6 separate regions of the Homo sapiens genome follow, and regions 1, 2, 3, 4 and 5 are each linked to region 6. A link is a loop called in an ENCODE intact Hi-C map of the cell type or tissue named here. Cell type or tissue: GM12878. All regions are shown on one strand. Links, peaks and the distances in the headings refer to the core of each region. The heading gives the core; the rest is flanking DNA. Region 1 has its middle 200 kb from the start of PTEN. Region 2 overlaps LOC105378415 (a long non-coding RNA gene). Region 3 has its middle 240 kb from the start of PTEN. Region 4 holds the start of LOC105378416 (a long non-coding RNA gene). Region 5 overlaps LOC105378415 (a long non-coding RNA gene). Region 6 overlaps LOC101929727 (a long non-coding RNA gene).

What was found. A loop is a pair of places that touch in the nucleus more often than their neighbours do. Peaks named below come from ENCODE experiments on the same cell type or tissue, not always from the same donor. Only the 100,000 strongest peaks of a DNase experiment are listed, where the experiment ranks them.
Region 1: a loop joins it to region 6, with 6 times the contacts of the local background. A loop is called at or near these places in 2 of 110 quality-filtered maps.
Region 2: it touches region 6 in a loop (5-fold over the local background); 2 of 110 quality-filtered maps call a loop at or near these places.
Region 3: it touches region 6 in a loop (5-fold over the local background); 4 of 110 quality-filtered maps call a loop at or near these places.
Region 4: it touches region 6 in a loop (5-fold over the local background); 2 of 110 quality-filtered maps call a loop at or near these places.
Region 5: a loop joins it to region 6, with 7 times the contacts of the local background. A loop is called at or near these places in 3 of 110 quality-filtered maps.

What each region holds. Positions count from the first base shown.
Region 1 is chr10:88,062,718-88,067,636 of GRCh38, forward strand. No RefSeq gene overlaps it. Among named protein-coding and RNA genes, the nearest start is that of PTEN, 200 kb to the left of the region's middle. In GM12878, for the core only: no CTCF peak of the experiment used is centred there; DNase peaks (open chromatin) are centred at 2,344 and 3,126; H3K4me3 peaks cover 1,033 bases; H3K27ac peaks cover 4,000 bases.
Region 2 is chr10:88,068,165-88,073,083 of GRCh38, forward strand. LOC105378415 (a long non-coding RNA gene) reads right to left here. Exons shown (of 6, transcript XR_007062225.1): 6 at 4,566-4,919. Among named protein-coding and RNA genes, the nearest start is that of PTEN, 210 kb to the left of the region's middle. In GM12878, for the core only: no CTCF peak of the experiment used is centred there; a DNase peak (open chromatin) is centred at 2,127; H3K4me3 peaks cover 677 bases; H3K27ac peaks cover 3,012 bases.
Region 3 is chr10:88,105,748-88,110,666 of GRCh38, forward strand. No RefSeq gene overlaps it. Among named protein-coding and RNA genes, the nearest start is that of PTEN, 240 kb to the left of the region's middle. In GM12878, for the core only: a CTCF peak has its summit at 2,758; a DNase peak (open chromatin) is centred at 2,614; H3K27ac peaks cover 3,206 bases.
Region 4 is chr10:88,116,205-88,121,123 of GRCh38, forward strand. LOC105378416 (a long non-coding RNA gene) reads left to right here and starts at 4,109. Exons shown (of 3, transcript XR_946178.3): 1 at 4,109-4,226; 2 at 4,780-4,857. In GM12878, for the core only: a CTCF peak has its summit at 2,196; DNase peaks (open chromatin) are centred at 1,289 and 2,218; H3K4me3 peaks cover 950 bases; H3K27ac peaks cover 2,342 bases.
Region 5 is chr10:88,089,984-88,094,902 of GRCh38, forward strand. The region is part of intron 1 of LOC105378415 (a long non-coding RNA gene); the gene reads right to left. Among named protein-coding and RNA genes, the nearest start is that of PTEN, 230 kb to the left of the region's middle. RefSeq lists an enhancer at 1,812-1,861. In GM12878, for the core only: a CTCF peak has its summit at 1,849; a DNase peak (open chromatin) is centred at 1,778; H3K4me3 peaks cover 239 bases; H3K27ac peaks cover 2,950 bases.
Region 6 is chr10:88,268,775-88,273,693 of GRCh38, forward strand. The region is part of intron 1 of LOC101929727 (a long non-coding RNA gene); the gene reads left to right. It also overlaps a transcript of RNLS not described here. Among named protein-coding and RNA genes, the nearest start is that of RNLS, 310 kb to the right of the region's middle. RefSeq lists an enhancer at 2,827-2,876. In GM12878, for the core only: no CTCF peak of the experiment used is centred there; a DNase peak (open chromatin) is centred at 2,617; H3K4me3 peaks cover 441 bases; H3K27ac peaks cover 2,933 bases.

The DNA.
Region 1 (4,919 bases), core at 833-4,832, 210 kb before region 6:
GCAGTTGAAAAAATATTTGTTTTGGTTTTGTTGAGCACTTTCCCTGTTGAAACATGAACATTTTGAGGGGAGGGGAGATCCCCATTGTGTACGTTTGATTCATTTATCCTTAGCAAATCAATTGTTTCAAGTAGAGCCTTTATGTCCAAGAAGGCTATAGAAAGCTTTACTGCCCTTTTCCTTTCAAACAGGAAGTTGCATTTGGCCAAAAGTAAACAAATGTGAACCCGGGAAGGTTTGTTTAGTGTCTAATGCTGACTTCAGGACCTGAGAATGGAGTCTGTGCTTGGCAAAAATGCCTTCTCTGGGATCTGTCTGGGCCAAAATATTCTCTGCTTATGACCTGGCCTTTGTGCTCTGGTAAACATCCTCCTCTTACCAGCCCCCAGAAATTCACTGCCAAAGGCCACAGGCAGTTTTGCTTGCTTATCAGAAATATTCTAAAGGTGATGGCAACTTGGAAACATACTTTCAGCAGGACTTAGCTTTCTGGAGAGTGGCCACTGTGAAAATGGCCTGTAGCTTGGAAATCTCAGGGGGTGTGAATGTAATTTGACATTCTTTGTGCACAGGCATGGGCTAGCCCCTCTGGGTGAAGAAGCTTTCAGGAAAGTGACTGTTACTACTCAGCTAACAATGTAGTGCTGAGCACTTTGCAGGACCGAGCTCACGAAAGTCTCACACAAGTCCTAGGAGGAAGGTGCTATTATTATCTCCAGTATACAGATGAGAGAACTAAGGCTTGAGAAGGCCATGAAACTTGGCCCAAGCTCACACAACTAGTCAAGTGTCAGAGCCCTCAGCTCTCTCTGCCTTCTGATTTAGAGATTTTAATTAGTGCAAGTTCAATATCTAAACTCTAGGAAGTTGCTAAGTATTTGGGGTAGAACCACATGATTCAGGTGATGATCAGTGTATGACACTTTACTATGACAGGCCAAAGAATTGAGTAAGTAGCATTTAAAGTTTTTACTGAATGGGATTAATGTCTTGTTCCAGGAAGGATTGAAGGCAGCTGATATAAACTGGGCAATATGTGAGTAGGTAGAGATGGTGAGCTCCAGAGGAATTTGGGATGATTCTCAGAGGAGGGACTCTGGTTGGGCCTTGAAGGATGAGTGGGAATTAGGTAAGTAAAGAACATTTCAGATTTGGGGAATCAGAATCAACTCTCTTTTAGGAGGCTTGCATTTGAAGCTACTCCATGAAAATGTTCTAAGTACACACAGTGACCTTTCTTGGGCTATGCTCCTACACTTGCTGAGCTCTTATATTCTTGAGAGATGTTTTATCAGCCTAAGCATGCAAAGAAACATGTGACCTGTGAAGTAATCCTTCACCAAGAGCACGTGCCAAAGCTGGTCAATATTGGGCCAGAAATTCTCCCCATCCCACCCCACCCTGCCCTGTCATTAACCAATTCTCCCCACATCCTAGTGTCACTAGTCTTTTCATGGTTCTGAAAACATGTTATTGCTTAAGTGCATTTCTCTACCATACTTTACAGACATTATCACTAGTCCTCACAACTGCTCTAATAAGGTAAATGACATTAGGCCCATTTTACAGTGGAGGAAACTGAGACTGAGAGGTGTTAAGAACTTTGCCCAAGTCATACAACTTCTTGGTGGTGGAAGCAACTAATTCATGGAAGAAACAGATCTGATGCCAAAGCCCGTGTTCTCTCTACTCTACCACATACTCTCCTTAGAACCGAATGAAGACTCCCCAGGCAGTTTTTGCTAGTATTCTGGATTTGTTTAAAAATCCTCGTAAGATGTTAACAACTTTAAGTCCTGTGGTGGTATGGGGGACCTGAACACCTGGGTGCATTTTCTTTTATTTACTCTAACAGGGACACAGACCTCTGGCTTCTTTCATAGAAACCCCCCTTTTTGAAATGTCTCTGTTTTGTTCATTCAGGAGAACAGATCAGCATCTCTCATGCAAGGCCTGGCTCTGTGCCCATCTCACTTTTGCAATGAATTTAGCAACATCTGCTTTGCCCATTAAAGTGATTTTTCTCTTCCTGGCCCTGAGCCTGTATGCTTGCTGCAATTGATTACTAGCAATTTCCTTCCCAAACCAGAGAGTTCAGTGAACTCTAAATTGAATTGTTGCTCACTGGTCTCCTTTGGACCAATTGCATATGGCTTACGTGCAAAATGGTCAAGCCACTCAGTTCCCGAATCTATAGGCTGATGATTCTGGTTAAACGTGGGAGAGGACCTGATGAGTGACATTTCCCATTTTTGCACACAGTGGCCTAGGACTGTGGTCACTTCTGTGTTTCTCAATTTCAGGTGGGGGGAGGGGATGAAGCCACCTTGCTTACAGCAAGGCTGTTGAAGTACACACCCTCTTTCCTTTCAGTCATATTGCAGCACCAATGGCCTCAGATGTAGTTGCCTGGAAACCTTGTTTCAGAGACATCTGAGAAACATATATCTAGCTCCAGAAGTGGCTTAGAAAGACCTCAGGAAGATGCATATCACTGTACTCTTTTGAAGGCAGCAGTGGGTCCCTTTAAGTGGTTCAGGCAGCTTTTTAAGATAAAGCAACGCCCAAAGTGATGCTGAGCCTGTATACCTGGCCTGCTGCTCCATCTTGATTGGCGGATATCTAGTTATCCTTTGAGATGTAGTCTGAGTGTTACCTCTCAGGGAGTCTGCCCATGTCTCACTCAGCCCTGTATTCCCAATATCTAGCACAGTGAGTACATGTAGTGCACCCTCAGTGAAAGGACAAATGAGTGAAGGATGCTGCTCTTCTCGTGAGAAGATTTTAAACTGGTACTTTGCTCTGAGCTGTCCTTGAAGTGTCTCTCCTTCCCCACAGCCATGATAGCTTTACACAGGGACAGTGAGGAGTTGTTGGTTATTTAGAGAAGTGAAAGTCAGGAGTCTCCTCTGCCACATAGTCCTAAAAAAAAAAAACAACAAAAAACCCAAAACAAAGGAACTTATTACTGACCAAATTACTTCCATATATCAGGGAGGTTAATTTAAAGCTAGGAATCTATAAATAAGAAAAAGGTAGCATAAATGACTAACATCAAATAGTATTGACAATTGCTGGAAATCATTTGAGTCATTGCACATTCTGTCTCTTTGAGCAGACATTCCCCGTTTCCACCACAATTGCTGACTGCATACCTACCAGTATCAGCAGCCACTTCTGAAATGATTATCGCAGACGAGACTGCAAATATCCTATTCTTGCAGAACTCTGTCACAAACATCTTTAGCATCGAGCTTGGGGCTTTCTGCCTTTATTTCTGGAAGAGATCTCATTTATAGTATTACTATAGTGGAAAAAGATGAGAAAAAGCAGAGTATTCCGAAAAGCATGGCTCAGCTTGAAACTATGCGATCCATACCTCTTAACCAATGGGAGCTGCAACTCCAAAGTGTTTAGGGAGTCCTAGGGTTTTTAGCTTCTAGAAAGGCCTTAGGTCTTTATTTCTTCATTTAATCCCTGCACATTGGCAGGTGGCCCCTGTAGACCTACAGAGGAAATGGGCTAGTGAACTTCAAGGGAAACTTAGCTGGGCTTCATATGGCGATATGAAGTTAGGGAAAAGACATTCAGCATTTTTTTTCTAGCTTTGAGAACCTAACAGGAAAAAGGCTGGGGAAATATTCCAATTGTCTACTCTTGGACTTTACTATCCGTTTATCAGATGCAATTAAACTGGGTATCTTTCCTTTCTCCAGTCCCTGGCAGTAGAGAGGAAAGACCTCAGCCCCCCATGTAATGAAAGGAGATGGTCTGTGCTTAGTCATGCTGTTTCAGTTCTGCTGCCTGTCACCCTGGTAGCTGGGATTAAAATACATCCTTCCCCTTTCCAGAGTTTCTTGCTCAAACTGAACAGGACTTTTCCAAGAGAAATGGATCACTCTAAGGTTCAACTCCTCAGGCCCAGGCTCCGTCCAAAATTCCAGGTTGAACAAATCATTAAGGATAGGTATATGTTACAATCTACCCAGCGCTAACTAAACCTCCTCCACCATCAGATCGCCACCACTGCCATCAAAATGGCAGTTCACATAAAATTAATGCTGATCATGTGCCAGACGCTGCATAAGCACTTAACATATGCGATTTCATATGTGATCATCAGACAGCTCCATAAGGTAGGTTTTATAATCACTTTATACAAATAGAGAAACTGAAGGTCTTAAAATTTAATTTTTTTTTTTTAGGCAACAAGTGTTCATTGAGAGTGTGGGGCATGGTGCGAAATTCTGGGGACAGCACAGTCCCCCTGGGCTCTCAGTGAAAGCACATTGAAACTCGTGTGCTGCAACAGGTTACAGAGGAAGTCTTTGAGCGCTTCATGTGTAGCGGGTTTAATTCTTCTTTTTTCTTGATTTTCACACGCCCCTGCACTTCCTGCTCTTTCCTGGGCCTGGAAGCGGAAGTACTGAAATACTGAGACAAACTGTTCTTATGGTTTTTAGAGGTTGGTCAAAACCAGGAAGGACAAGACATCAGAAGGCTGGTTCTCTCTGGGTTTTCTCTGAGTAGGGGATAAGAGCTGGGTCTTGGGTCCCTTGACCATGTTTTTATTCTTCCTTTGAATTGGTTGGGCTCGGCAAAGTCAGTCAAGAACTTGATCTTAGCTGCAGCTGCATTGTTCAATGACAGGCTGATTATTGTGTTTTCAACTTCATTTTTCATCGATAACTGAAAGGATATGTCTTTAGTGGAAGGTGATGCTCATATTGATTTTGTGACTTCAGATTGGTATATGCACTGATTTATTTATCCAACAAATATTTATCAAGCATCTACTTGCATGTCCTTCATGAAAAGCCCTGATAGAGCTTATATTCCAATGGAGGAAAGAAAGTAAACAAAACAGTTAAATATGCAGCATGTGAGAAGATGAAATTACTATGGCGGAAATTAAAGTG
Region 2 (4,919 bases), core at 401-4,400, 200 kb before region 6:
TTTAAGTGGAGGCCAGGAAGGCTCGGAGAGTTTTAGTGACTTCCTCATGCCATTAGCCATACAAGTAGTAAGTGGATGAGGTAGGTAAGGTAAGCGACATAGTTTAAGAATGCCTTATGGCTGTGCTCCTTCTAGAGGCTCAAGGAGAGAGCCCGTGTCCTTGCCTTGTATTGTGTTCAGAGGCTACCCACATTTCTTGGCTGTGGTCCTCTTCCTTCATCTCTAAAGCTAGCGGTATCACATCCCTATGACCCTTCTTCCTTTGTCAAGTCTCTTTCTCTGACCTTAGCTGGAAAACATTCTCCACTTTTAAGGGTTCATATGATTAAGCTGGGCCCACCCAGATAATCCAGAGTAATTTTCTCTTCTCAGAGCTTGTAACTTTAATCACACCTACAAGGTTGCTTTACAATGTCAGGTAACATATTCACAGGTTCTGGAGATTAGGGCATGGGCATTTTTGAAGGACTGCTATTTTGCCTAGAGCACCATAATTATTAAACACTTTCCATGTTTTATTACATTTAAATATGATGACAGCTACAACAGGCAGGCAAGAATGTTATTCCATTCTTTTCCCCAAGGTTAAATGGTTAGTGCATGTCAAGGAAATTTGGAAAAGCCTGTGATAATTAAGGGCAAGTCAGCTTATTAACAACAGGACTCAATGCCTTAAATTAACTAACACATTGTGAGTCTACAGAAAGTGTGGTTGTGGGAGGGGGTAGGAAATGGAGAGGGTAGATATTAGAATATAGCACTTGATCTTGGGTCCTTTGGCATCTTTAAATAGAAATTTGAGAGCTTAGTGGTCTGTGAACACACTGTAAAAATGCTACCCTAGACTATAAGCCATCCACAGGGCAGGAATTATCATTTGTTCCTCTTTATACCTTTGGGTTCTGGCAGAGTGCCTGGCTTATTAGTGATGCTGAATAAATATTTTATTCCTGAACTGAATTTCCTTCATTCCTCATGCCCTACATTTCGAGCTTTGAAGCACTTTCAACACTTTGTTCTATTTCTAACCAATTGTATATTTTATTGTGCATCATTCATGTGCCTTGGGTGGTGGGGATACCCAGACTTGTAGGATAATTCCCTACATTTTTCTAGTACTTGTCACTTTCAAAGTGTATTTACTTGTATAACTTTAAAATTAACTCTGCAAGACAGGTATTATTTGCTAATTTTATGGATAAGGAAATGGGGTAAGAGAAGTTTTCGGCTCATCTGATATTATCCAGCTGCTTCTGCGGTGGTATCTTAGCTGAACACTAGAAATTCTCATTTCATAGTTGCTAGTTTAGAATATGAGTTTCCTGTGGCTGCTCTAACACATTACCACAAATTCGAAGGTTTAAAACAACAGAAATTTCTTCTCTCACAGTTCTGGAGGCCAGAAGCCTGACATCAGTTTCACAGAGTCAAAATCAAGGTGTTGGCAGGATACTCTACAGTCCCTCTGGAGACTTTAGGTGAGAATCCATTCTTTGCTTTTTCCTGGTGGCTGCTGGCATTCCTTTGCTTGTGGCTGTGCCATTTGAAGGCCAATATCTTCAAGTGTCTCGATGCTATGTCTTCACATAGCCTTCTCCTATGGGTGTCTCCTCCACTCTGTGTCAAATATCCATGTAAAAAGGTTGCCTGTGATGGCATTTACAGCCTACCTGAATAACTCAGGACAATCTTCCCAACTCAAGATCCTTATCTTAAAACAACCCTTTTTCCAAGTAAGATAATACTCACAAGTTCTAAGGATTAGGACCAGATTCTTTTGGGGACCATTTTTCAGGCTTCCACAATACTTAATGTTCTCCCACCACCAAAGAAAATCTGTCTCTTTTATTTTCTTTATTTTGATGGTTATGAACGTAATTCAAGTTTCTTATCAAAAAGTGTCTTACTGAAAAACTCATAATTTAATATAGAAATGATTAATAATTAACCCTTGACATTTGGTATACTTCGTTTTGCTTTTTGCTGTGCCTAAATTTGCATGTGTGAATAAAATAAGGGTTATCCTCTGGGTCTTGTGTCGTTTTCACTTCCCCCGGTCGTTTTTCCTGACCACACGTTCTTCTCTTGAGGCAGGCATGGGCCCCTAAGGGATTTACATCACGCCACTTACAAGTGTTTGTTTGACTCTACAGTTTCAGCACACATGAGTCAGAGGAACAGGAGAGCTCTAGTTATCTAGTTATCCTTGGACGTTCCCTATCCATCTCCCTGCTTTTAATCAAGTCACAAGTCCTAAAGATTCCCTCTGCAAAGTCATCATTTGGCTACCCTAAATTCACACTTCTATTATGCTTCTCCTAGGGAATAACAAGAACCAGAGCTGGGGTGACAGTAACCCGTACTTCACCCATTTCCAGGGTTACTTCCCTCCAGCGCATCTCCAGTCCTGTTTTCAGCTCTCCATTGCCTGCCCCCTCCCCTGCCATTTGCATTAAATTAAGTGGAAAATTCTCAGTCCACTATTTAAGGCTAGTTATGTTATAACCCCACCTAATCATCTAACTGACTTGCATTCTATATCCCAGCTAAATAGACAGCAGGGACTTTCTGCCCTCATATAACTTCCTGGTCTCTGTACCATTGCTCAAGCATTTCTCCTTCTCTGGAATGCCTCCCATCCCTCTCCCCACTTTTTTGGTTGTTGAAATTCTACCGTCTTTCCTGGCTTATCTCAGATGCCATCTCAAATCTCCATGAAGTCTTTCTTGACCTTACCCGGCAGGCGTGACTTATCATTGAGCCTCTTCTATGGGACTTTGTACCTCCACTTTGGGGCTTATCCCATTTTACAGTTATTTGTGTGTTTGTCTTCTCTTTCCTACTAAATTATACTCTCTTTAGGCCAGGGACTAGGTCTCACTCTTTGTGAAGTTCTCCATGGAATGTTAGTGCCTTCTGAAGTTCCCAGAGCACACTTAGTGTCTTCTGAATGCTGGCCAAGTTGTCGGCAAGAGCATATGCAGTCAGGGCAGTGCTTTGCTTAATATGTCATTGCTGGGGTGAGTGAGAGAGCAAGTGCTCACTGAGGGGTAATTAGAACCCCTTGTATTTCTATGGACCACACTGATTTTTATTTCCACGTGCATTATCTTGGTGATTCACAAACACCAGTGAAGCCATCTCACTACCTTTGCTGTTTCTTTGTACCACCTCCACTATTATTTTGTTAGCATATATTTTTTGAATTGATCCACCTTGCCTATAACAAGCCTTGTCTTAAGCTATAAAAATCCTTGAAAATACTGGGTTTGATGTGATACCTACGCACATTAAATAATTACAAAACAATTAAGCATCTTCACCACATAATAGTATAAGGACTACACTTTGGAAAACCCTGCCTGAGACAGTGGTGGGACTTAAACAAGGTCACAGAGCCATTCTCATTCCACTGGCATATATCCTCAAAATACAAGGCCTAGAAATAGAACATATAGAGTCTGTGATACTGCATGCTCCATCAGGACAGAGGCCAAGACTGTTTTGCTCACCATCCTATGGCAGGCCCTCTATAATTATTTCTTGAATCAGTGTAGAACTTGGACATGCAGACACACATGCACACGTGAACTTGCACACGCACATGGAAAGTCAAAGTTAGTGGCTTTTCAATGTTTTGATTCACTATTGACTTTCCTCATCATGTTTTCCTCAGACCTTAATTTAATGGAGTGATATTTGTTTTCCATTCCCCCCAGCCTTTGGCTTCACCTGTGAAACTTAGCAAGCTGCTGCTGCAGTTGCTGTGCTGGGACCGGCCAGCCAATCCCTGGCTTGTTGCTTCCTCTGCCACCTCCTTTGGGGCAGTTCCCTTGCCCCTCTGTCCACTCACATCTGCCACACAGCTGTGAAGCACTTCCCAATACGCAGTGCACGAGAAATGCTTCGTAATTCCACCCAGGCCTTTTGATACTTGCTATGGTCAGTCACAAGAGCATCTGTCTCTGTGAATCTCTGAAGTGTCCTCACAGAAGAAAACAATTGCTCTGAAGAGATATTACAGACAGGAAATGCAGCATGGCAGTGTCACTTCAGGGTGACAGAGCTGCTCCAAGTTCCCTTTCTCCTCTACTGAATTGTTTAAGCACTTTGTTCATGTTAGACCCAGACTGGGACAAAGATGGATGCTTATACGTTGGGGATAGATTTTAACAGAATTTCTTCAGTGGAGTGCTCTGCTTCCTTGTTCTTCAGGAATGTGACAGATTGTGGGGAGAGATTGCCTGGTGTGAAAAGTGAGGGTTACCTGCAACTCCTTTTGCTTTCCCACCTCAGACCCCAGTGGAGCAAGGGAATGGGGAAGGGAGGCATGATGGGAGACCACAGGTTCTAAGACAGGTTGAGCATCCCCCGTCTGGAAAACGAAAGTCTGAAGTGCTCCAAAATCCGAAAATTTTTGAGCACTAACATGACACCACAAATGGAAAATTCTGCACCTGACCTCATATGATGGGTTGCATGCAAGATGTCTTACAGTCAAGACATAGTCACAACTTTGTTTCACGCACAAAATTATTTAAAATATTGTATAAAATTATCTTCAGTCTATGTGTACAAGGTGTATATACAACAAAATAATTTTGTATTTAGACTTGGGTCCCATCTCCAAGATATCTCATTATGTATATGCAAATATTCCCAAATCCAAAAATCTCCTGGTTCCAAGGATTTCGGATAAGGGATACTCAACCTCTAGAAGCAGCATTCATCAGCTCCAGGGTCAAAAAGAGTGGAGTTCAAATCTCAGCTCAGCTGATGTTAGCCTGTATGTTTCTTGCTTCAGTTTTATCACCTGTAGAAGGGGAAATGATTCCTGTTTCCCGACATTGCTGACAATGAGGATATATTGGAGGGAAACCATCTTATCACAAAGTATGGCACATAGTGGGTACTGAGAA
Region 3 (4,919 bases), core at 277-4,276, 160 kb before region 6:
TAGGTCCCTCTTAGAAATGGAGAATGAGTGGCTCTCAGGGACAGTTAATAATGATGTGACATTATTTGCTAAATCATGTCCCTATTGGTGATTGTTAACAGTTTTATGCAATTGTAGATTATCCTGTGTAGCAGCTAAGAAGTGCTTATAGCTACTAGAAATAGAGGCTCACCTATAGTATCTTAAACACATTAAAAAAAAAAAGCCAAATGTACTCTGTTCAGGGCTGGTCTGGTGTTGCAAGAAGGCATCAGCGGCCTAGCCTTCATTCGTTTTTCAAAAAGGGAGGTTTGCCATGCTTTTTGCATTGCTTTCAAGTTTAAAGTCACAATATGGTGCTGCTTGCACGATAGCCATAATGTCTGAATTTTAGGCAAGAAATGGGAAAAAGAGGGGAGGCAAAAGATTCCCTTTTCAACCTCCACCCACACTCTTTTCCCTTTAAAAGAACCTCCCCAAAAGTTTCATGTCAAATAGGTTCATTAGCTGTGGCATTGGGTAAGTTACAAAAACTCTTTGAGACTCAGTTTCTTAATTTCTATACAGAGAGTAATAATGTCTACCTCACTGGGTGTATGTGAAAGAACACTGCTAATCCAAAAAACGCTGTGCAATTTCAAGAGTTAAAATAACACTTGTAGTCCAATGCAGGCTGCAATAACTGAAATATTTCATATGCCTGTGTTCTTGCTGCAGAAGAACACATTGCAGTCATTTAAGATCACCCCCTTTCCCCACCCTAGAGTGCATTTAGGAAGGAGAGAAAGCAGAACTAGACCATGTTTGGTTAATGTCAAAGGGAAGTTTGAAAGCTACGAGATTCCAGGCAGTGGTAGAAGTAATGAAACCCCAAAGTCTCTCTGTGTTTCTTGCTGCCCTTGCTGTCTTGGAGGGGAATGTTACGCAGTGGAAATGGGACACTCCTAAGTTCAGAGGGAAACAGTCTTGACACAGGTGGTTCCCCAAGAACCTACAGGCCTCCAAGCCAATGGGCAAACTCCCCCATGGGTGGAGTGGCCCTTGTCTCAGTATCAAAAAATTGTAATCTCTCTGAGGGTAGGGACCCTATCTCTATTCACCTCTTTATCCAATGCCTGACACCTAGAAATCCTCAGTAAAAATCTATTTATTAATTCTGCCCCACCTATAAGACCGGCTCTGAACACTGAGAGTCAGCCTTGCGAGTGACCTACTTAAGTCCTCCTGACCCTCAGCCCCCATTGCTGACTGCAGCTAAGAAGAAATACCTTGGGTTGGTGCATATTTTGGAATAAAAATAGTTATAATGATAGTTATAGCTTAACCTATTGAGCGTTTACTGTGTGTAGGCACTTAGTACTTTACATATTGTAACTCACTGAATCCTTCCTTCTACCTTACAATAATAGTAGGTATAATGCTCATTCCGCAGAAGAGGAAACATGCTCAGATAGGGCAAGTAATTTGTCTAAGGTCACAAAGCTAAGAAAATGAGAAACCAGCTCAAAATTATTAAATCTGAACATAGATTTTCTTGGGAAATTACTGTTAAATTTCTCAAATAGATTGTAAGTGACCTTTAGAGACCTTCATTTCACTTACTTCATTTATTTATACATGACCCACCTAAGGCAAAGCATTTAGTTTCTTTAAGCGCAAGTTTCGTCATCTGAAGAATGGACAAATAATAATACCACCTCCCCCACCCCACCCCAGAGTTTCTGTGAGGATTAAATGAGATAATGCATATGCAGTGCCTGGCCCATAGTAGATGTTCAGTATATTTTTTACCATCATTTGTTAATTTGACAAGTAGTCAAATTAGTGATGCACATCAGAATCATCAGTGGAAACTTTTCAAATATTGAGGTCTGGGTCCCAAAGTGGGGTATTTTGAAAAGTTCCCCAAGTGATTCTGATTCACATTCCCTTATGAGAATCACTGCTGAATGTGACCAATATTCATTAAGGAAGCATTTTGCTCAAGGCATTTTGCTGTGTGCTAAGAGAGGTGTCAGATGCACAATAATGGCAAAAGTCACATAAAAATAAGTAAATTACTATGAGAGATGAGTGAGTCCTCCTGCAGCAATCAGGAAAGTCCTCATAGAGGCAATCACAGTGGGCTGGGCTTGAAGGCACAGCAGGGTTAGCTTGCCAAGAATGGTGGCAGGGCAGTGAGTGAAGGTAAGTGGCATGATGGTGCAAATAATGTCACTGGTGCCACTACTGGCTGGGACATGGAGTCTGGGGAGAGTCGGGAGATGAAGCCAGGTGGTTGGCTGCAGTCAGAGAATGGAAGCTCTTGGACTTCTGACCAGTTGGGTTTGCACTGCATTTAGAGGACCACGACAAGCCATTAAGATTTTCTGAGCCAGAGAGGGAAATGCTCAGAACTATCCTTTCACCTGTTAAGTCTGGCACTCAAATAAATTAGAAAGTATAGAACCCAAAGGCAAGAAATGAGCAAGGCCAGAGACATCTGTTGCATCAGCCCAGGCCTCAGAATAGGAGCTTGGACTAGGCAGGGTACTGACAGGTGGTTAGGCTAAAGGAACAACTATATAAACCTGGAGACTGAATTAGCTGTTGGGGGAGGGGTGGTGAGAGGAAGAAGAAGTGAAGATGACTTTGAGATTTGAGCCTGCGTGATGGGAAGAACAGCACTGTGACCAGAAAAAGGGAAGTGGGGGTATGAGCTGGGTGGGGGGAGGGAAGATGATGAGCTGAATGTGTTGAGCTGGAGATGCCTGGGCACAAGGTACACATATCTAGGAGTTAGGTGGCACTGTGGAGCTTAAAGGAGAGATCAGGGCTACACACAAACAAATAAATAGAACACAAAGTGAGTCAGCTGCACTGAGGGGTGTCGCTTCAGCCTTGGCAATGGTAGAACTCTGTGGGAAGGAGAGTAGAGCAGGGATTCTTAACCAAAGATCTGTGGATAGGATTTTTGTTTGAGGGTGTCTGTGAACTTTTTAACATTTTAAGCAGAATATTACTATGTATATTAAAAAGCCCACAATCTCATTGGATAAGTTACTCTAAACAAGGTTAAAACCTACTAATATATATATAGGAGAGGTGGGCTGAGATGCTTCTCATGGAATTTTCACATCGTAGGTAGGAACAAAATATTCCAGCCAATCTCTGCAGTCTTGACTGTCATACCTCAGACTGTGGTGGCTGTTTTATTATTATTTTTTTTAATCAGGGCCAGACTGTTTGGTCAAGATTGTCTTAAAAATGTTTCTTCTTTCCAAGATATTCAATGGGGAAAGAATAATCTTTCCACAAGTGTGGTGAGATAAGTGGATATCCACATGCAAAAGTATCCATCTGGACCCTCTGACTCTCACTAAATACAAAAGTTAACATAAAATTGGTCAAAGACCTAACTGTAATAGCTAAAACTATAAAACTCTTAGAAGGCAACATCCTCAAAGACATAATTTTTGTGACCTTAGTTTGGCCAATGATTTCTTAGATATGGCACCTGAAGCCCAAGCAACCAAAGAATAAACTGAACGTCATCAAAAATTCAACTTTTGTGTTTCAGGGACACTATCAAGAAAGCAAACAGACAACCCATAGAATGGTAGAAAATATTTATAAATTATATGTCTGATAAGAATCTAGAATATGTAAAGAACTTTTACAATTCAACAATAAAAAAATACAGTTAAAAATAGGCAAAGGATTTGAATAAACATGTATCCAAACAAAATATAAAACAGGCCAATAAGCACATGAAAATATGCTCAACATCATTAGCCATCAGAAAAATACAAATGAAAACCACAATGAGATACTACTTCACATTCACTAGAATGGCAATTGTCATCATGATCATCATCATCATCAGATAATATCATGTGTTGGCAAGGATGTAGAGAAACTGAAATCCTCTTACATTGCAGGTAGAGAGGTAAAAATGGTACAGCTACTTTAGAAAAACAATTTGGCAGTTTTTCAAAAAGTTAAATATAGAGTTACCTATGACCCAGAAATTTTGTTTTTAGGTATATAACCAAGATAATTGAAAACACATGTTTACACAAATAATTATATGCAAATATTTATAGCAGCATCATTCATAATAACCAGAAATAGAAACAACCTAAATGTCCACTAATTGATGAATGAATAAATAAAATGTGGCATATCAACACATATGGAATATTATTTAGCCATAAAGAGGAATGAAGTACTGATACATGCTACAACATGGGTGAGCCTTGAAAATATCATGCTAAGTGAAAAAAGCCAGACATAAATGGCAACATATTATATAATCCCATTTAAATTAAATATCTAGAATAGGTAAATCCATAGAGACAAAAAGTAGATTAGTGGTTGTCAGGAGCTGGGGGAGGAGAGGAGTTGGGAACAATAGCTAATGGGTACAGAGCTTCTTTTTGGGGTGATGAAAATATTCTGGAATTAGATAATGGTGATGGCTGCTCAAACTTGTGAATATACTAAAAACTACAGGTGGATTTTATGGTATGTGAAATTATACATCAATAAAAAATTTCTTCTGTCTTCTCAGTTTTTGGTTGTCCTTATTTGGGATGAAAATAATGTCCATTATCCAAGAAGAAGGAAGAGCATGAACAGTTACAGAGGAGGAAAAGTAAAGACAGTTGTTAGGGAATGGTAGATTTGGATGGAACATAGGTGTATGTATGGGAGAATCAGGAGAGGAAGCTGAAAAGGTTAAGTTAGGACCAGAATAGTAAGTAAGTTGGTCAGTCACTGGGTGAGTCACAAATATTTGAGGACTTACTCAGTGTCAGCCACTGTTCTGGATATGTGAACAAAAAGACCTGGTCCCCACCAACACAGGGTTGAGCAGTCTAGCTCTGGTGACATTAAACAAATACTTAAGAAATCATGAGGGTGTGAAGGGTGGGAAGTTGAGAGTGCCATAGGAACAT
Region 4 (4,919 bases), core at 624-4,623, 150 kb before region 6:
CAAAAATCCCCACTTATTCATGAAAGTTTGCAGAGAAGATTTTAGAGTAGACTTAAGAGGAGGATGGAGACGGTCTTATTGCAACAGCACACAGCCACATATGAAAATAGTCATCCAAGTTCTGCCTTCCCATCCCTGAGATTTTTCACTGGCCATTGCACCCCACATAGAGCCTCAGCCTCATTCAAATTGCTGGTTCTTCTCTCCAGCCTTCTCTCTTTTTTCTCATCCTCATCCTTCCTGGGTTCTCCTGACAAATTCCAATTTTTCTTTTTAGTTATGCGGAGCAATTCAACTCTTCCCTGCCTTTCTTTCCACATCTTGCTCTGGGTCCATTTTGCATATCCAAACTCATCAAGGTACGCAGCAGATTCAAAGGGTTTCTTATTTATGAAGAGCTGCTCTCCATGGAAGGCAATTGTGGTTTAAGCAGCATTTCCTTCTCCTTTGTAAGCAAGTTATTCAAGAAAAGGCCAATAGGAACTGATGCCCTGTGTGTCATCCAAATAAAGAATCCACAAAATACCAAAACTAGGAGTGGCTTTTCTGAGGACCTACTCATTGTCTACTTACTGTCTATTTTGAGAGGGCAAATGGCTCAAAGAATCCTATGAGCCACTGAAATCAAACTGACAAAGCTTTTAGAGTCACTTTGCCTCCATAGGGCAACTAAGAGCCCCTGAGCTCTGTTTGCCCTTCTACTGGGGGTGTCTTTCCATCCTGGGTGAACTAGCAGTTTTCATGAGCTTTTCTCAGCATGAAACTTATTAAAAACAAAACAAAACAAAGAAAAGAAATCATCTTTCCACCTTTTGCACTGGCAGCGGTAGAGCTGTGTTGGCAAGGGAAGATTTACTGGGCCTGGAGTTGTTCTTGGAGCAGGTTGCTCTGTGGAGGGAATCTAGGAGTGAGAAAGAAATCAGAGTCATAGAATGTGCCAGTGGAGGGGTCCTCAGACAGCCCACAGAGAAGCGCCTCCCTTTGTAGCTGAGGAATCCTAAGCCCAGAGCAGTGAAGCGACTTATTTGCCCAAGGTCACACATCAAGGCTGTGTAATTTATGGTTCATTGTTCAATCTGGCTAGGGAAGTAGGAGCCCCTTGGTCTGCCCTGGCTGCAGAAATAGGCCCACATAAGGGGTGTCGGGGCTGCTTTAGAAAACCCACAGCACTTTGAATCAAGGAAAAATGAGTCAATTGGTTCTTCTTCTTCATTCTTGAACTTTAAAAATCTGAGTTGCGGTTCAGTATTTGAGGTGGTATGTGCATTTGGCTGAGGGGGCGGAAGGTGACAGGGAGGATTCAGAAGATGGTGATTAGGTTCTTTGAGATGTCTGGGGGAGGAGGAAGAGCACGGAAGGAGGTGGGTTCCTCCCTAGTAGTGGAAAAAGAAATGTAAGTGGGTCAATTTGATGTCAGCTCTTGCCCTTCTAGACTGCAATGAAAAGAATATGCAGTCAAGTTTTTCTTTGGCAGAATGACTGCTATGTACACTGGAATCAGAGAAAAAAAATGTTGCATAGGATGGTTTGTAGTAGAGAATCTGTTGTGACCAATTTAATTCAGCTCAACAAGAAATTGTCAAGCAGTGATTATACACCCATCACAAGGTCAGATGTCTTGTGGGGAGCAGGAAGAAAGGCTCTCCAGTATCACTATATCCAAGACCTGACAGTCTTATTAAGAAATTGAGACCCACCTACATGGAACAGATAAAAAATTGGATTCAATAGCTTAAATGCCAAAAGTCTTGGTACCGAAAATGTGTATTCTGGAAAGTTATGAGGAAAGGGGTTGGGGGAGGGGTCATGAGGAAGTGAAACCTGAGCCAGAGTGAAAGCTGTTTGTTTTGGGGACTGTGTCTTCTTCTGTGTTTTCACTAGAGAGAGGCTTTGTCCATAATAGGTGCTCACTAAAAACCTCCTCAGTGATGGAGGGAAAGTAGGTGGGCAAAAACAGAAGAGAAGATGCAGAGGTGGTCCAGAGGTTTGCAGCTGCAAAGGCCAGACAAACTTAGCAGAGCAGAGAGGGTACTTGGTAGAATTGTAGGTAGGACCAGGAGGCTGAAATGTTTTCAGATGCAGAATTTGGACTTGCTCTGTGGCCAAAGGGAAACACAGGAGAGGCAAGGGTAGGTGCTTTGGAAAGTACACGGGCCTGTGGGTGAGGATGATGTGGGTGCTATACTGGGCTCTGCCCTGATGCAGCTTTGGAGGCGCTATTGAATTCTCTTTGCCTTAGCTTTTTAACATGTCAGATACAAGGCTGGACTGTGAATTCTCTTTCATGTCTACCCTCTTAAGGAATAAATCTGAGGATGATGTGCAGGGTGGACACTTGGAGGCAGAGAAACAATTTGGTTGTGGGAATTCAGGCGCTGAAGACCTGGACCAGGGTGCTAGTAAAGGGAAAAGCAAAGGAGGGAAGGATTTGAGAAATTTGGAAGTGATTATAAGGATACCTTTAGATGTTACTTAACAGAGTAGCACAGTTTGCTTAAAGGGAAGAGAGATGTTTTAGAGGGTGGTATTTGGGGTGTGAGGTAACTGTGGGATGTCTCTGAAGCAGCTAGAAATGTAGGACTAGTGGTCGGCTGGGCAGGGCAGGCTATTTAAAAGTAGATCCTTGAAATCAGATGACATAGTTTTGAATCCTGACTCTAATGGCCCTGGGCACATGACTAGAGTAGGGTGAGCAACTCTTCCAGTGTGCATTAGGGCATTCCCAGCTTTAGCACTGAAAGTCCCATGTCTTGGGAAATTCCCCGGTCCCAGTCAAACTGGGACAGCTTGCCTGGGACCGTCCTCGTTTGAAAACCACAAGGCCTGCATGCCAGGAACTACTTTTGTGGTAGGCAAACTGGGAAAACTGGTGAAGATACTTGATCAATTTTAGCTTCAGGCTCCTCATCTGAAAAGTAAGGATAATAATATGCCTTCCTCAGAGGTTGTATGAATTAAATGAGATGATATATGTGAAGTACTCAGCATAAAGATTAGCACAAAGAAGCATAAGAGAAACATTTGTGAAAGGATGAGTTAGATGAATCCTGCAGATGAACCAGTTAGGTGCAGAGGAGATGGGTAAAGTAATCCAGTGTCAACACGGGACACCAGCAGAGTCAGCGGCTTTGTGTACAGAACTTGTAGCTGGGATTGACCTGTATTTGTGAAAGAAGGCTTGCCAAGAAAATTAGTAATGTAAACAAGGAAAATGTTAGCCCATTGAAGAGGGCAACATTTTAATAATACTTATGCTAATTATAAGTGAATAGGTACATTCCATCAAGGATTTCCAAGATTCTTTAAAGACATACATCCCTGCTTTCTGGCTCAATTGACACTGTGGCTATATGTGCTTAAATGAAATAAACCACATTTTGTTTCCATATTCATACATTCATTGGTTGAGGCACTCATTCAACAAATACTTATTGAGCATTTTTTATGTGTTAGGCACAATGCTAGGCTCTATGGAAACCACAAGAAATATAAAAAGTAGTCTGCAATCTTAGAAAATTTACTATAAAGTGGTTTTATTATACTTATTTTACTTATTTAAACATGAATCACCATTTCCCCTGCCTAATTCTTTCCCCACCAATATTGGGGACTTTTGACAGATACATATACGAATATGATTTTAATTACCTTCAAAGTTCTAGAAGCCAGAAACAGAGAAATCAGAAAGTCCCCACCAGGGCATCTTGAAGCGGTAGGACAAGAACAGGAAAGGTAGACTAGGACAGCAAAAGGACAGAGGAGGAGGGGAACTGAGAGAGAAGGGGACAGGAGCGAGGAAGGAGGGGGAAGCAGGAAGGAGGGGGGAAGCGGGAAGGAGGGGGGAAGCGGGAAGGAGGGGGAAGCAGGAAGGATGGGGGAAGCAGGAAGGAGGGGGGAAGCAGGAACGAGGGGGAAGCAGGAACGAGGGGGGAAGCAGGAGCGAGGAGGGAAGCAGGAACGAGGGGGAAGCAGGAACGAGGGGGAGCAGAAGGAGGGGGAACAAGAAGGAAAGGGAAGCAGGAAGGCGGGGGAGCAGGAAGGAGGGGAAAACAGGAAGGAGGGGGAACAAGAAGGAGAGGGGAACAGGAAGGAGGGGGAGCAGGAAGGAGGGTGAACAGGAAAGAAGGGTTTGAATGAAAGAGTCTGAGGCAGGAGAAAGTGGAGACAGCAGCAAGAGGACTGAGGAAAGAAAGGAGAAAGGAAGGAACCTGTGCATCGCGAGGCAGGTGGGGAGGGAAAGAGAACTTGAGGAGAGACAGCAATTGAGGCTGGAAGAGGCTCAGGGCTGCTGAGCCTTAGTCACCACCCAATGAATAGAAATGTTCAAATTACACACGAGGGTTGTTTTTTTTTTTCCCACAGCTAAGAGGAAACTGAGGTAAAGACCAGAGCAGAGGAGGTCTGTAATCCCACTTCAGCTCTGCCTCTCTCTCCATTTTGCCTGAGGTTAATCTGCTCCAGGCATGTGTCTGTCACCTCTTTCTGATACCACAGGAGCCAAAGATCCTGCCCTTTCTGTGTCCAGCTAAGGCTGGGTCTGCGTTGGCAGGGGCCACCTCCTCCAGGAGTCAGCAGCTCCCCTGAGCTGTGCAGGCTGCTACTTCCCCAAAGTGCTTCCCTCTCAGAACTGGCTCTGGTGCAACTTTGACAGCACCCTTCCTCCTCCTTCACCTGAAGAGGTGAAGCAGAGTCAGGGAGAACATTTGTTTTCTCCTCCTTTCTTTCATTTTTCTTCAACACTCATTCTCCCTTTCCATTTTCCTGTTTTATATATCCTAGAGGATTTCATAAAGTAAGAGATTCAAGATAAAATGCTCAACACCCTCCAAGCCTCAGAGTCCAAGAGAGGAGTTGTATGTAAGTAATCAGCTCACTTACCCTTGGAGAAGGACCAGGCTGGAAGGGCCTTCCGAGGGCAT
Region 5 (4,919 bases), core at 308-4,307, 180 kb before region 6:
AAAAGACTCATAATCCAGTGGCAGGGAGAGAATGTGAGAGAAATAGAGAAATAGTATTTTCAGGCAGCAAGTGGTGAGTGCTACATGAATAGAACAGAAGTTAAACATTCATGGTGGTCAGCAGAAGAAGACATGACTATGTGCTAAAGTGGACATGAGATCAAAGCTTCATGAAAGAGGGAGAATTTGGTGTGGGACTTAAAGGAAGTCCAGGGTTTAGAGAAGTGGAGATGAGAGTTAGAAAATGTCAGGCAGACAAGACAGTTCAGGTAGAGGCTCTAGAGGTGGAAAGGAGATGTGCAAGAAGTAATACTGGTAAATATTGCAAAGGAAGAATCAAAAAGCACAAAAAAGTAGGAAAAGAGAGGAAAGGCAGGAGACATTTTAAACTTGTAAAGATAGATTATTGGCAAAATGATTGTCATTAGCTGAAGTGGGGATTTCTGGAAGAGTCATTAGTTTTGGGGGAAATGACTTTGGGAGTTGCTAAATTGAAGGATGAGAATGCATGTATGAAGGGAGTCTAGTCCAGGAGGGAAATCAAGACATATTTGGTAGTTCCAGTCTCCTGAAAACTCAGGTACCAAATGTCATGCACAGTGACTGGAGAGACATATTTGGAAGTCAGTTTCAAGGCCCAGTAAAATGATATGACTGGATGAGATCTCCAAAGATGGAGCAGCAGAAAACCACTGTCTGAATCTTGCTTGTGCACACGCGTCAGGGGGTGGAAGGAGGAAGTGGACACAGCAGATGTGGCGTACTGGCTTGCGTGGTCGTAGTAGGGTTAAAAGGTTCCCAACAGAAAAGGGAGGAGAGAGAGCCAAAGTGGAGCACTGTTGCCTTCTGGATTGCCACTGAGAAGCTGAGAAGGAGCACTGAGAATAAGCCACTGAACACCGCAACTAGAAGTCTTTGGTGGCTCTTGAGAAAGCAATTTCAGTAGTGAGCGCATCAGTTTAGCAGGTGTTTGGAGTGAATGGTAATGAAATAAATAGAGGACACATAGACCAGTGGTTTTTTGAACTTGGCTTGAACACTGTAATCACCTGGAGGGTTTTTAAAAATTACAAATTCCTAGACCTCACATCAGACCTTATGAGTCAAATCTTTAGTTGACAGGCCTAGGAAACTGAGTTTTTGCAGATGACTTAGATGAAGCCAGTTTATAGTCAGCATTTGTGAACCCACTGGGAGGTAATAAAAGATGAGAAATAGGAGACACTTGAGGGGACGGTAGGGTTGAGGAAGTTTTCTGGGTAGTATTTTTTTCTTGTTTCTTTTTAGAAAACAGGAGACTCAAGCTCCTTTTCCAGGCAGTGAAGATATGAGTGAGACCAAGTATCCTCATGGAGAAATCAGCTCTAGGAAATAGGAGAGGGACCTCCAAGCCAGGTGGGTGAAATCAGGCCTGGGAAGAGATAGATGGCAAGGTGGTAGGAGGTGGAGATTAAAGTGAGAATTCAAGGAAGTGAAGGCAACTCCTGCAATCTTTCCAAATTAAGCTTTGTGTAGTCTTTGAAGAGTGATTCAATTCACCTAAGAACCTTGCATATTCCTCCTTATGACTTTGTTGAGCATATTACATGGCACTTTCATAATGCCAGCTACCCAGGAAATGCAGGTTATGAAAGCTTAGAATTATGAAATGACACAGGTTGTGTGGTTAAACATGAGCTTATCTTTTGAAAGTTTCTATTTCACAGCTTCTGAGGGGATGCACTGTGCATGACTTTTGGTACCTGAGTTTTCAGGAGACTGGAACTGAAAGGAAGAATTCACCAACTACCTGTTTTAGCCCCAGGCAGCATCATCAGAGTCATGCTTGGAGGTGGAAGGGAACACCCTTGTGGCTGGGCCCACAGAACATGTTGAAAACGAGTTCTCAGTATTGTGGCAGGAAGTATTGGGTCACGAGTCGCAACTCACACCTTTCTATAGCTGGCTGTCTCAGCTCTTTGTGAAATCTGGGTCTGAAATCACCTCCTTCTCCCTTCTTCCCTGTGTCTGCACAGTCCAACTGCCCTTTGTGGATTATCTTTGCATCTCGTGAAGCACATACCTAGCATGTTCTTATGATAGCAGTGTGGTCCAGATAGTGAATAACAACCACTACAGCCTATTGAACTCTTATTCTGTGCATTTTATCTAGCCCTTCTTCTGGAATGTGCCTCTGCAAAACTTCTGTTTTAACATCTGTGACAATTAAGTGATTTTTTTCATATTATAAAAAACAATACAACAAATATTAATAACAGTGCTCATTGTATGCCAGGCACTGTTTTAAGTATTTTATGTATCTTGATGCACTTAAACTTCAGAACCACCCTGTGATGTAGTTATTCTGATCCCCATTTTACAGATGAGGGAATTGGAGCTCAGCGAGCAGACATGTGGCTCCAAAATCATATAGCTAATGAGTGATGGGTCAGTGTACTGATACCGAAGCCAGAGCTGTTAACTCATAAATGATGAAATAGATTGAAATGTAGTTCACTAGAAGGGGAAGACATCTTTAGGAATTTGCTATTGATTCAGGTTGCTCCCTGATTTTTTAGCACAAGCGTGGCAAGGCATTCTTCCAATAACCTCAGCTGAAATGCCTGCTTGGAGGACTCAGGTGCTCCATCTTCATCACGTATGTGCTGCTTGGGTTTAGAAAAGCCAGGTGGATCAGTCCCTGAAGCCTGTAATACTTTCCATCATCTCACAGAACACAAGAGTGAGGCTGACCCTCTGCCTACATCTCAGAAAACCTGAGGGACAGAGAGGTCATTTATTTACTCCTTCAACAAATAGTCCATTTCTTGCACACCTCTCTGTGACTTGTCCTGTGTTTGTGGTGTAGAAACAGAGGCATGGGGTGCAGTCCCAGGAGAGGGTGCTCGCAGGAGCACAGAGAAGACTACTCAGGGTGATCCACCCATGCCAGATGGACATACATAGGAGGGCCCTAACCCAGGTAGTGAGATGAGCATGTGTTAGTTTTGTGAACTGAAGCTTATCCCCGATATAGAGTGAAACCTTAGATTGCAGACTTTCAGGATTCAAGGTAGGAGGATGGTACATTCCCATGACGGTAGGCTACAGGGGTGCTGTGACTGTGATTTCTCTCTTGCCCATGGAGAAAAGTGTGACAAGGGCAACAGCCCTGACAACTGCTTGGTGAGAGGAGAGCATGATTATCTGGCACTGTGCCAGCAGTGCTGTGCGAGCTGGGGACTGAGGATCAGGCTGACCTTGATTGGAGGTCTTCCCCACGATTTGCTAGCCGGGTGACTTTAGGCAAGGTATTTGCCACTCTGAACCTCAGTTTCTTTATTTATAGAGATGGAGACAAGAATACCTACCTTACTGGGTTGTTGGGAGAATTCATGAGCCAATGAACATAAAGTATTCAGCATTCCTTCTAACAAATGCTCAGGAGAGACTGTAGCTAACACTCAGCCAGTGCTTACCAAAGGCCAGGCACTGTCCTGTGCCAGTGGTTCTCAACTAGGGGGTGATTTTGCCCCCAGAGGACATTGGGCAATATCTGGAGACATTTTTGATTCTCATGATTGGGAGGGAGGGTGCTGCAGATTTCTAGTGGGTAGAGGCCGGGGATGCCGCTAAACATCCTGCAATGCTCAGGACAGCTCTCCACAACAAACACTCACACCATGCAAATGTCCATAGTGCCCAACTTGGAAACTGTTCTTCGTATGTGTTAACACAAAAAATCCTCATAGGAACGCATGTGGGAGTACCATCTTTATTTTCCTGGTTTAGATCAGGAAATATTAGACAGTCCATTAAATGACTTGGAAATTAAATAGCATACTCAAGCACAAGCAGCTAGAGTAAGAGCCAGGATTTGAACCCTAGCAATCTTGCTCCAGAGTTCTTATGTTTAACCAGTTACCCTAGGTGAACTCTTGTAGGAGTGAGTCAAAAGGCAGTGTGTATGGGATATCGAGAGGCTTCCCTTTCTCCATGCCAGCCATTCTTAAACTCCTGTGAGCATCAGATGACTTGAAGAGCAGGCTAGAAATACAGATCCCAGGGCTCCACACCCAAGTGATTCTGATGCAGCTGCATTTGGGACTCTTACACTAGCCCTCAGGAAAGTTTCCACACATAATAGCAGCATGATACCAGACTTAGAGTCTTGGAGGTTGTTTTCTGAATCTCAATTTTTCAAAAAATACTATATGTAGAGCTTAACATAGTTTTAGAATGCTGTCTAAGAAAAACAAGTATAAGACAAATGCTTTTGAGGCTGGGGAATCACAATGTCTCCTTCAAGAGGACCCTCCAGTTATCTTGGTTTGCTCCTAGACCCTTTTTTTCATATGAGGACGGGACAGTTGCACGTGGCTGCTTTCCCATCACCTCAAGTGCTCAAAGCTGGACTTGTTATACCTTCTTTTCCTCACTCTCACACTTGCTCTTGATAATATTGTCCTCACTGCTGTCTCAGTTAGCCAATTACACAGGCCCTGAGCCCAAAGCACCTTGGAATTTGCCTTCCTTCCACTATGCAGCCAATCTTTAACGTCTTAAAATTCTTCTTTCAACACATTTCTCACGTTGATCATGAACTTCCTGGTTTTGTTCTTTATCACCCAGGCTTAGACTATTGTAGTAACCTCCTACCTGGGCTGCCATCCTCAACTCTTTCCTCCAATACGTCCAGCCAGGCAAATCATCTGAAAATTCAATTTTATTTTGTTTATGCATTCACTGATGTAGTCACAGGTATTTATTGAGCACTCCTCTGTGCTAGGCTCTGTCCTGTGCACACAAAGATGAATTTGACCCTATCAAGTCCCTGTCTTACTCGGAGTCTCCAGCTCCTTATACCATCACAACTGCCCTCCTACCCCACCCCACATTTCTCTGCACAGCTTCTCAGCTCTACTCATTACCCACTGGCT
Region 6 (4,919 bases), core at 406-4,405:
TTGCTTCAAGTCCAGTGGGAAACTCTTGCAATGTTCTGAGTCCCAGTCTGACAGAATGAATTTATTTCAAGTTTATTTTACCTCTGAACCAGTTGGTGTGGCCAATACAACATGAAGCACTGACTAACTCAGGCTTAGGGGTTCTGACCACTCCAGCACATGGTGGCTTGCCCCACCCCAGGCCACACGGACTGAGGGTAGTGAAAGGAAGCCTACTCAAATAAAACCTCTGGAAAGAAAGGCTGTTAAGCCCTGATGTTAGGGGGACAATCAACAAATGTTCACTAGAGTCAGAAAATTGCTGGAATCTATAATAAAGATCAGTGAAACTCAAAGAGACATATCCTCTTTGGGGAGAAAGCAATATAATGCAAAATGCAGGTGCATCAAATCTTTCAGACTTCTTTGGCCACTTTTAAACATATTTGACAACCATGAGATTGAATAAAATATTTTCATACACAGGGCCCTGGTTTGGCATTCACAGGGAGTGGATATGAACTGATACTTCTCTGAATCAAGGAGTATTTACAATGAGATTCCTGAGAATAGGTTGTCTATATGTAAATAGGGCTAGTATACTAAGCTGAGGTCCTATGCATGAAACTATTTTATTAGTCCTCCCTCCCTAATTTCATGTTTTTTCACTGCTTGCTTGATGCTTTGGCAGAAAAACCAAAGTGACAGCTATATTAGGCAGGTCTGAGCCGTCATTCTTACCCATCATCAAACTAGGGCCTGGCCTAACTGACTCCTGCTGAAACAGGAGGCTCTGGGTTTACAAGGTCTTGATCCATTATTTGGGTGACTGCCCCACAACAGGCCAAAGACAGAAGTCATGGATGTCTGAGGGGCATTTTAAAAAAGGGTTTCAGAATTGGGCAACAGGGGCCTGAGAAGTCTCCTTTATCCATGGCTTACACTGCTTTGAGGGGGCCTTAGAGGAATACAATGTGTTCCTTCTTTAACTTGTAGTGCTGCTCTTCTTTGGACTTGATTTATGTACACAACAATAGAAGGTTTTATTTGAATATAACTTCTATGACTATAGCACAGTTTGTTATTTTGTTTTATCATTATTATTATTTTTTGAGACAGAGTCTCGCTCTGTTGCCCAGGCTGGAGTGCAGTGGCAAGATCTTGTCTCATTATAACCTCCGCCTCCTGGGTTCAAGTGGTTCTCCTCTCTCAGCCTCCCGAGTAGCTGGGACTCCAGGCGTGCGTGACCACGCCCAGCTTATAGTGCAGTTTGAAATCCACTTGTCTAACCAAACCCTTCATATTTCTGACAAAGCCCTGAGAAGAAGAGTCATTTCTTTAAGCCAGCCGGGAACATGAGTCTTCTAAACTTTGAGGCCCTCTTTGACAAGAGGAGAGAGGAGTAAACGAAACAATGACACTTATTTCTACCTATAATCTCCGTTGATCGACCTTTGTACTCCACGGTGAGTCTTGCAGCTAAGAGACGCAAATTAGACCTATTTGCACTCCTAGTGCGGTCAAGTGCAGTCAAGATCTCCTTCTCCTTGAGCATCAGGTGGTGTCTCCTGGCTGCTCTCCACATCTTTTATTCTGAGGATTTAGCTGGCTTGCCTCAGTCTTCAGGCCAGGCACTCCAAAGGCAATTTAGGGGACAAGTCTTGCTTGTTAGATACTGGGTCCCTTCAGCCTCAGTTGCTGTCTTGTGCCTCAGGGGTTCCTAAACTCGAAGTGGTGGCCCAGAGTTTCCTTCAGGTGCTATGACACTGATTTGAGAAAGAAACCTAAGTTTCAGCTGCCCACTGTTTCCCTCTGTGAGCAACTTGAGTCTGGTTCCACTCAGGATCCTCTGAGAACTTAGCTCAATACTTGTCCAATAGTAAACACTCCATAATGTTTGCCTGTTTGAATCTATAATCAAAATCTCCAGTAGGAGAAGGCCCTTGTATTTCTGTTTCATTTTTTTTGCTAGTTGGTGGGAGAACACACTTTTCAAAATACTAATAGTTCACCACCGGACAAGAGATACATACAACCCCAACTTCCAAGTAAATGGAAAATACCTTTTCTGGGTACGTTTATTTGGAAAGGGTTTCTTCACTTGAAGAAAGAATTAACAAACCCCTGTTTGGGAGGATAAAACAAGAAATTCCTTTGGGATGTCTCAAGTTTCTAGAGAGCCAGGCTCTCGCAGGCTGAGGTGGCTTCCACACTGTTCATGAACTGCTCTTGGCGGGCTGGTGGCCTGTTTGATATTCTGAGGTCTAGCAAAGATTTAGCTCCAGGGGGTCATCAAGAGGTCATGGTCTTGATCATTTCCTCTGTTATTTATCTTTGGCTTGTGGTACTGGAGCCTGCCTTTGATACAGGGCATTTCTACCACAGCTGCACAGAATCAAGCATTTCAGTGATTTGGTTTGAGGTGAAGGAGGCTTGGCTTCTAATGCTGCGAAAATGTCACTGGGTACATCTGAGAATATCTAGCTCTGTCCTTCACTGATGAGCAAATTCATTTCTGGGGGTTTACCAGTGGCACTTCCCAGACTTGGGTCAGGAAAGGAATCCTCCTGGTGAGGACAGCAGTTTTCAGTTTGAGTAATTCCATTTTCAGTTCCTTCTGAGACATTTTTCTTGCTCTGAGCTGGAGATAAAAGCAGCATGTCTCAGGCCTCTAGGGTGGATCTCTACTTTTCAACACTGTTTATGACTCACCTGTGACTGCCCTCAGTGCAGCCAAGGGGACCATTTATGCTGAATTAGCCTTTGGATTTTTCTTCTTAGTGACAGCAAAACTTCCGTGACAGCAAACAAGTAAACCACAGGAACATCCCTGGTCTGCTCAGCACAGCAGGCTCTTGGGTTCTCAGAGAGCCTGGGAGGACTTTTCAGCTTGTCTTATGTGGGTTTGTTCACCCCGTCCGGTTTCATTTTTATTTAAAACAATTGGTATCTTTCATCTTGGTTGCCAAGTATGGGTTGCATATGGTTTTGACCTGATATGAAGGGCCCAAATCAAATACCCAGGACTTGGCCTGGAAAATTGGTTGTATAAGACCTGCTCTCTTGTTCCCCTAAAAAGCAGCCTAGCAAATGGAAGCAATGGGTCCCAGGAGTTCGTTTCTGTATGCGGCTCTAACTCTGCCACGAAGGCCAGGACAGATAGTGTGCAGTGCTCTGTCATGTCTACCAGAGAAAATGATGCAACATGTGCTGGAGACTTTACCATCTGTGCAAGAGTGCAGCCCTAGGCTCAATCCAAAAGAAAAAGGAAGTGGCATTATAGCAGGGATATTCCCAGTGAGTCAAATTCCCAGAACAGCCTGTCCCTCCTCAAGGTGGTCAGTGTGCCCCAGCATCTCACCTCCAGATTTGGACTAAAACAGAACTGTTGCGTGCAGGGGTTAGAGAGGACTAGAGCAGTGATGTATTTTATATATCATATTTTCTAGCAATGGTTTTCCATCTGAAACCCAGTTTACATTGTGGCCCAGGGCACAGAAACAGAAGCTTTATGAAACAAGTTACTGTTTCCATGTGTCAGCATTCTAATTTTCCTTTCCTTTTCCTGTTCTTTTTTCTGTTATTTTAATTTTTTAAAAAAGCTTCTTGACTCACTAAATTACTATAACAAACCACTTATGAGTCAAAGCCCATATTTTGAAAAACAACATTGCATTAGTGTATACAGGCAGCACCTTGGGAACATTTATAGAATATGGATTCTTGGGTCCCTCTCCAGGGATTCTAATTCAGTCATTCCTGGGCCCAAGAATCTACGTTTTATGTTAACCTGACCTAAATGTGACCATTATGAGGGCAGGAAACGGTTTTGATCCCTAACATATCCCAAGTGCTTTACATGAAGAACTTGGTACAGCACAGGCTCTTGGTCATTGGTGGTTGAATAAATAAATGAATGAAAAAGTATTGATCTTCAAATGATTCCATCCTTCAACCCCAGCCGTGCCTCCCTTTGCATCTATACTGTTGTCTTCGTTTTTTTAAGATAGATACTCAAATAGTCTCTAGACCTTTGAATTGCAAAATTGCTTTGAATCTCCAAGTTGGAAGCTGCCTTGAAAGTCTCTAATCTAGGGATTCTCAGGTGTAGAAACTTTGTCTCGCTGCTTTAGAATTCCTTGGGGAAGTTTAAGGCAAATACATATCCCTAGACCCCAGCCCTGGAGTTTCAATCCAGGTAGATAGGGTTCATGGCCCAGGAATCTGCATTCTATCCTCCCTCGGGTGATGCTGTGGCCCAGCCAGGGTTGGGATGCACTGTTCTTGTGACCTCTCCCCACTGTGGATCACTGTGGATGGTGGTCACCCAGCCTCTGCTGGAAACATTTTGGGCTGGCAGAAAGAAACTCCCAGAGGTCTGCTCCACATTGAAAAGCTCTGCTTATTGGAAATTTCTTACTGATATTAGCTTCAATCACTTTCCTACTGCTGCTAGTCTTGGTTCTGCCCTCTGGAGCACCTCAACACAAGGCCAATTGGCTGCCTGACTGCTCATTGTGAAAATACAGAAAAAATATAAAGAAAGAAATGAAAATTTTTTAAAATCCCACCACCTTGAAGACATTGAATATTTCTTTTGGTCTTAATATATGTACACACATAAATGCATGTTATACTCACTTGATGTTTTTTAGAAATGACAAGCATCCTGTATTCTTGACTTAGCATTACATATTGTGGGTTTTCTCTTAACATTATATCACAAAAAATATCCCAGATAGAAAAATTTGCTTTAAACCCACATTTTAAAATGACTGCATTAAATTCCACTGTTTTGATCTATTAGAATTTATTCAGCCATTTCCTGTTAGTGTTGATTTAGGTTATTTCCAGTTTTCCACTATCATAACTAATGCTTAAATAAACATATTGCAAATAAACCATCGTCTGCATCCTGGATTATTTCTTTAAGCCAGACT